2 separate regions of the Homo sapiens genome follow, and region 2 is linked to region 1. The links are chromatin contacts, found by Hi-C or POLR2A ChIA-PET in ENCODE. All regions are on one chromosome and are shown on one strand. Each heading gives the region's core, a stretch centred on a gene start or an enhancer-like site at or near the end of the contact. The rest is flanking DNA. Distances are from core to core; before and after follow the strand shown. Region 1 overlaps MSI2 (musashi RNA binding protein 2). Region 2 overlaps MSI2 (musashi RNA binding protein 2).

Region 1 (2,959 bases), core at 285-2,784:
CAGATCTTTTTTCTTTTTTTTTCCCCTTTTTTGAGAGGGAGTCTTGCTATGTCACCCAGGCTGGAGTGCAGTGGCGCACTCTCAGCTCACTGCAACCTGGGCCTCCCGGGTTCAAGTAATTCTCCTGCCTCAGTCTCCCCAGTAGCTGAGACTACAGGCACACACCGCCACACCTGGCTGATTTTTGTATTTTTAGTAGAGATGGGGTTTCACCATGTTGGCCAGGCTGGTCTCAAACTCCTGGCCTCAAGTGATCAGCCGCCTCGGCCTCCCAAAGTGCTGGGATTACAGGCGTGAGTCACCGTGCCCGGCCTGTTCTCTCAGATCTTAAGGCACTGTCACTGTCCCTGTTCCTATCTCCAAGGAAAAGGGATTTCCAGCTTTGGAAACAGCAGCAAAACAGAGCTGTAGAGCTGAAATGGCTCCCAAGGACCCTTTAGTCTGAATTCCTCGTTTAGTAGAGGTGGAAGCAGGCCTGGAACCAAGTCTTCTGATTCCCTACTCTGCCTTCTATGCTCTTATGCTGCCTCTATTTTTTTTTTTAAGCTGTTAATCATCCTCACTGGAGTAATCAACAAGGCAACCTCTCCCCCTAGGAGGGAGAAGGAATAGAAAGCAAGCCTCTCAGCTGCTTTAACTTCGAAGGCCAGGGCATGGGGAGCCACGGGGACAACCCTGAACACAGTGTAAACCTCCAGCAGATCATTTCCAAGCCTGAACGGAATGTGCCCTTTAAGCCAGATGGGAGGGGAGTCACTGGAGTCTTGGGGGCTACCTCCATTGAAGACTTAACGACTATTTTACACACCTGGAGCTGATCAATCAAAAGCCAGAAAACACAGAAGGACACAGCAAAACTGGACTAGGGGTTTCCTCTGACACCGGTCCATAGTGTCTGCTTTGCTGCTGTGTGTCTGTCTTTTCTCTGAAGGATGGTGACGCTGCCGCCACCTTTCCACCTGAGTCAGTGACGGACCCGGACTCCAGGACATCCTGGATCCTATGTCTGTCACACTGAGCCTCTCCTCTTCTCCCCAAGGTCAGAAGCCCACCCTCTCCAGGATATAGTCAGAAATAACTTCCCGAAAGAGGGGCGAGCGGGGCTGGGGTGCCTTTCCCGGCTACACAAGCCTCTGCCACAGGCACGCAGGCATCAAATGTTTACCACAGACCTGGGCAGACCATTTTATTAATATTAATAAGTAACCAGGAACAAAGGGCCCCTTTATTTTTAGCTTTCTCTAATTGTGTAGTAATTACTCATCTACAAAACAAATGAGGCCCTGCTCGCGGTTGCCATGGTACCGGGTGCCCAGCCTCCCTGCAGGATGATTGGCCAAGAAGCCCGCTGCTCCCGCCTTGGCCCCGCCCCTCCACCCCGCCACTGGCTCAGAGCAAAGCCCCAGCAACTGGGCAGCCAATCCCCTCCCAGCCCTAAGGCCGGGCGGGGCTTCCCAGCGACCTTCCAGAAGCGGTCCTCGCAGCCCACAGGAAAAAATGTTGACTCATCCCTACAGAGGACGTCTGTCTTCCCAGAGAAGCCCGCCCGTGCTCCATCGCCTAGTTTCTTCTGGGCATTGGCTAACTTCCCTCAGCCTTGTTTCAGCTAAAGGTTCCCTTCCAATAATTCTCTTCAGGCTGGCTTCCTCTTACACGACCACGCCTCCTCCCGGCCTCCTTTGTCTGACATTGGTCTGAGTGCATTCAGGGACCAGAAACCTGTCAGCCAAAGCCAGGCAGTGTCTGCAACAGCAGGAGCAGGTGCAAAAAATACTTATACCGCCTCCTGAGGCCACTCGTAAATGATTTGGGGTTATCTCCTCCCCCAAGGATAATGGAGAATTTAGTTAAGAGCAGCTGTGGTTTTTTCTTGAGTGTCTGTTTTAAGGTTGCAGAGCCTGGCTCAGCCATCCCAGGGCTGGTACGATGGAGCGTCCGCTGACAGTGGCTTAGAGGACAGAATGACGACAGGCTTAGGCTCAAATCCTGTCTCTGCCACTTCAGATAAGCTACTATCCTTTCCAAACTACAGTTTTTAAATCTTTAAAATGGGAATGAGAATGACAGTGCTCACTTCATAGGGTTATGAGAATTTAATGGGATAAGGCAGGTGGGCTTGACATGGTACTTGGCTCACTCATAATACATGTGAGCTATTATTATTAACATCTATTATCATTATTGTATTCAAATTGACTAGGATGTGTCTCTAGCATTCTATTGACCACTTACAAGATACCTTCCCCTGGAACCCTCTTAGCCTATACCACGGAGTGGCTGCCATCGTGGTGTTCTCATCCCCTGACAGATCTAATTTCAACAGCCCATCACAGCTGTTCAAAGGCATTATTTGTCTGCTTCCTGTTCTGTAGGATCCCAAGCTGGGAAGGGAGACCTTTTTAAAAAAATTAATATTAATAAGCAACCAGGAACAAAGGGCCCCTTCATTTTCTGTGTTTTCTAATTGCATAGTAATTACTTATCCATATGAAGAATGAGGACTAGGCTGACTTTGCCGCCGGGAGGCCTGATGGTTTGTATTGTTGGGGAAAGCAGGTGCCACCCGCAGACACATGCAAAATATCTTCCAAGGACCCATAATCTCACCTTTCATTCAGGAGAGCTCACCCATGAGGAAGAGGACTGAGGACATGGGCAAAGGAGGGGGTGCCCCAGGTAGGGTGAATCAGGTATGGCTTTCTGGCACTTTGAGCCAAATTTTGACAGAGAGGGCAAAGACAAGGACAGAGGGAAATGGAGTGGCAGAAAGAAAGGGGACAGTGGCCACCTCAAGGGCAAAGGAATGGGAAACAATAGCCCCAAGCAGGGAATAAATAACAACTTGTTGGCAGAAGCAAAGGAAAGTTAAGGGAACTAAGGCAGAGATTTGCCATGGAATGCCCTCCTGTGTCTGCTTTCTCAATGCCTCTCACTCCACACCCCTTGCTCCAGGTCACGA
Region 2 (2,959 bases), core at 299-2,798, 140 kb after region 1:
TTCAACAAAGGGACACCTGCCCATGGGAACTGAAAGATGTGGGGTCTTCAGACAACTTAATCCTGGAGACGTAGACATTTTATCTACCTAAGGCAAAACCTCCTGCTCAGAGATTCTGATTCCACAAGTCTGTATCAGACTCTAAGTTATAAAATGTCTATCCTCCTGAAATAATGATTGTTATAATAACTACCATTTACTGGAGCGTAATAGGCAATTTGCAAAGCTCATTTAATTACTGCAATAGCTTGGAGGTAGATACTATCATACCCATTTCAGGCACCCATTTTTTTTCTCTTTTTAAAATTTAAAAATTTTTATTTTTTATTTTTTGTAGGGATGGGGTCTCGATTTGTCTGCCCAGGCTGGTATCAAACTCCTGGGCTCCAGCGATCCTCCCGACTCAGCCTCCTGAGTAGCTTGGGATTACAGGCACGTGCCCACACACGTGGCATCATACACCCATTTTACAGGTGAGGAAATTGTGGTTCACCGACAGTAAGTGACTTGCCTAGGATCACACAGGTAAGTAAATGGTGGAGCCAGTAGTTAAAATCAGATGAGTCCCTAAGTCTTCTGTTCTCCCTTACTTGTGTTCTGTTTTTTGAATCCCTAAGAGCTTTGTGCAGTGCCCCTGTCTGCTGGATGAACCAACAAACACTGCTTTAAAACTCTACCAAAAAGTGAATAGAGGTGATTAGGTAACCTCAAGGAAATGGAGGTATATTGCCCCGGTAGGCTCGGGAGAGGAGGAATGATTGGAAAGGTAAAGGAAAGAGGAGGATATTGGGTCTCTTCCTTTTAGATAAGTGAATTCCAAAAGCTCGAGATCACCGGGCTCCTCCATAGTCATGGAGCAAGCCTCTAGCAGAGCTGGAACTGCCAGAGGGCTCTGGAACGCAGTCCAGGCTCAGCCATGCGAGTCTCCCCGCCCCGTGCAGTGACTCTAAGGATACTCAGTGTGTCTTGCTTCCTGGAGTTGTTAGGAAGGCTCATGTGGTAGCCAGTGAGCGCCTACCACACAGAAAATGCTCATCATAACAGACACTGGCTCAATTCACTGCCCCATCCTGGCAATCCCCTCGCCTGCATGCACACACCCATACATGGTCCATGCAGTTAAGCCGGGAGCCACACCCAATGCTGTGGGTTTTCTTATTGTGAATGGACTATGCCAAGGGAAGGCCACTAACAGAACCAGTGTGCCCTTGGGGGAGCAGTCCCAGGAGGCCCTATCTCAAGACTAAGCCAGGGAAGGCAGAGTCTCCCGGTGAGAGGTAGGACTGGGTGGGAGCTCCATTCTGGCTGAGCTTGCAAAGCCGTGGGCCCAAGCACCACCCTGGAGAGTGGGGCAGCAGGCTGTCACTGGGGATATCTGAGATGGGGTGTAGAGAGGAGGCGATGAGGGAAGGGGAGAGAGACACTGAGAGAGAGAGCTGTTTGAGGAGCAGCAGTTGGATCCGGCAGGCTTGACAGCTGTCACATGGAAATGGCATCTGGCCTAACGGCCTCTCGTGTGAGGCTCCTTCAAGTGGCGGCTGCTGTGCTCTGGAAATCCAGGCCCGTGTTCAGCACTGATTGTGAGTGCGTGCGTGCATGTGCTGGGGGAGGGGAGTGGCAGGCAGGCTGCTGAACTGCTGAATGCTCCCTTCTCCCCCTCTCCAGCCTCTCCCCATCAGGCCTCACCTACCATGAAAAAGGCCCAAGCCTGCCAGCTCCAGAGGAGAGAGGCAAATCATTTAGGGGAGCACTGATGTGCCGGAACACTCTCTCACATTCCCATTAAACAAATACTAAACTGCTAATTGCCAAAATGGATCTCCACGACTCTGACCGAACCAGGGAAGGGTTTATAATTACCAAGTGTGAAAATGCACAGCCTGTAAATAGCCACCTCATCTGTCCTAATACGGGCTGATATTGATGGGCATGAAATAAACATCAGGACAAATGGAAAAATCATCCACATCTCCTGTGGCCAATGCAGTCTCGGATGGTGACAAGCGTAGCTGCAGCCATACGCCTGGGGAGGGGAGGGGGAGAGGAGAAAGGAGTTTTGTAGGCTTGGAAAATCTTGGTTCCAATCCCAATTTTAATCCCATGGGCCATCTGCACCTTCTTTCTGTCTGGAAAACAGGGAGGGTAAATAACATGGCTTGATAATGGGATGAAGGGCTTGCCTACATTTCAGAAAGGCCAGGGGCCCCAGTGCAGGGAACTTCTGAGGGCATCAGCTTTCAGGACAGGGCTTCAGACATCTTCCACCCTGCTCTCTTTAAGACTGGCTGATGAAAAAAGAAGACTGAGGGAGAGGGAGAGCTCTGCCAAGGTGACACATTTATTCATTAAACTAATATTTATTAAAGCTCTTTTGTCTGACAAACACGCAGAGTTGGTTGCAGAGCACAGATGAAAAAATGTGTGTTTAGAATGACCTTTGGGCTCTCTGACACCCCTGTACTACGGTGCCTCCCCATCCCCCACCATCTCTTTCTGCCACTCTGATGGGAGGTGGACTCTGGTCTGTTGGGTCCCAGAGCCCCACCACTTTTCTTGGCCACAACAGAGGAGGGGCAAGGGGATAAGCCAGAGGTCACGGAGTAGCTGCAGGTTTCCCAAGCCCCAGGCCCTTTTCTCTCCACCAGCCCTTTGAAGGTACCAGCCTTTGATTCCAATGAACTCAGCCAGATCTTGGAGTGCATGTTGGTAACCGAGGGAGAGAGGAAGTTCCATTTGCCTCAGAATCACAGACTCAGGAGTTAGAAGTGACCCAAAGGTCACCTTTCCACTTCCCGCCCAGTACAGGAATCCCTTCTCCAAGACTCCTTTGAACCCTTCGTGGAGCTTCAAAAGCTTGGAGGAGCATCTCTGCCCCGCCCTCTCGGACAAGCTGCTCAGGCCTGAATTCAGCAGCAGTAGCACTTAGATGCCTGAAATAGCAGCCTCCTCTGATCCCCAG

Evidence for each region. A loop is a pair of places that touch in the nucleus more often than their neighbours do. ChIA-PET counts read pairs that join two places held with the same protein, here RNA polymerase II (POLR2A). Pooled maps may share reads with other maps.
Region 2: a map of IMR-90 shows a loop between it and region 1 (8-fold over the local background). The contact joins two enhancer-like sites. A Hi-C loop is called at or near these places in 2 of 168 maps with a recorded cell type or tissue (IMR-90 and Right ventricle myocardium inferior) and 4 of 50 pooled maps. POLR2A ChIA-PET finds 5 or more read pairs at or near these places in 1 of 52 experiments (H1).

The regions. Positions count from the first base shown.
Region 1 is chr17:57,661,591-57,664,549 of GRCh38, reverse strand. The region is part of intron 11 of MSI2 (musashi RNA binding protein 2); the gene reads right to left. Among named protein-coding and RNA genes, the nearest start is that of MSI2-AS1, 55 kb to the right of the region's middle. RefSeq lists an enhancer at 1-117 and a silencer at 1,296-1,588. Within about 2 kb of position 1,534, at least 25 of the 41 ENCODE cell types and tissues checked have a DNase peak (open chromatin) inside an H3K27ac peak, as active enhancers do.
Region 2 is chr17:57,517,404-57,520,362 of GRCh38, reverse strand. All of the region lies in intron 6 of MSI2 (musashi RNA binding protein 2), which reads right to left. Among named protein-coding and RNA genes, the nearest start is that of MSI2-AS1, 90 kb to the left of the region's middle. Within about 2 kb of position 1,548, at least 7 of the 41 ENCODE cell types and tissues checked have a DNase peak (open chromatin) inside an H3K27ac peak, as active enhancers do.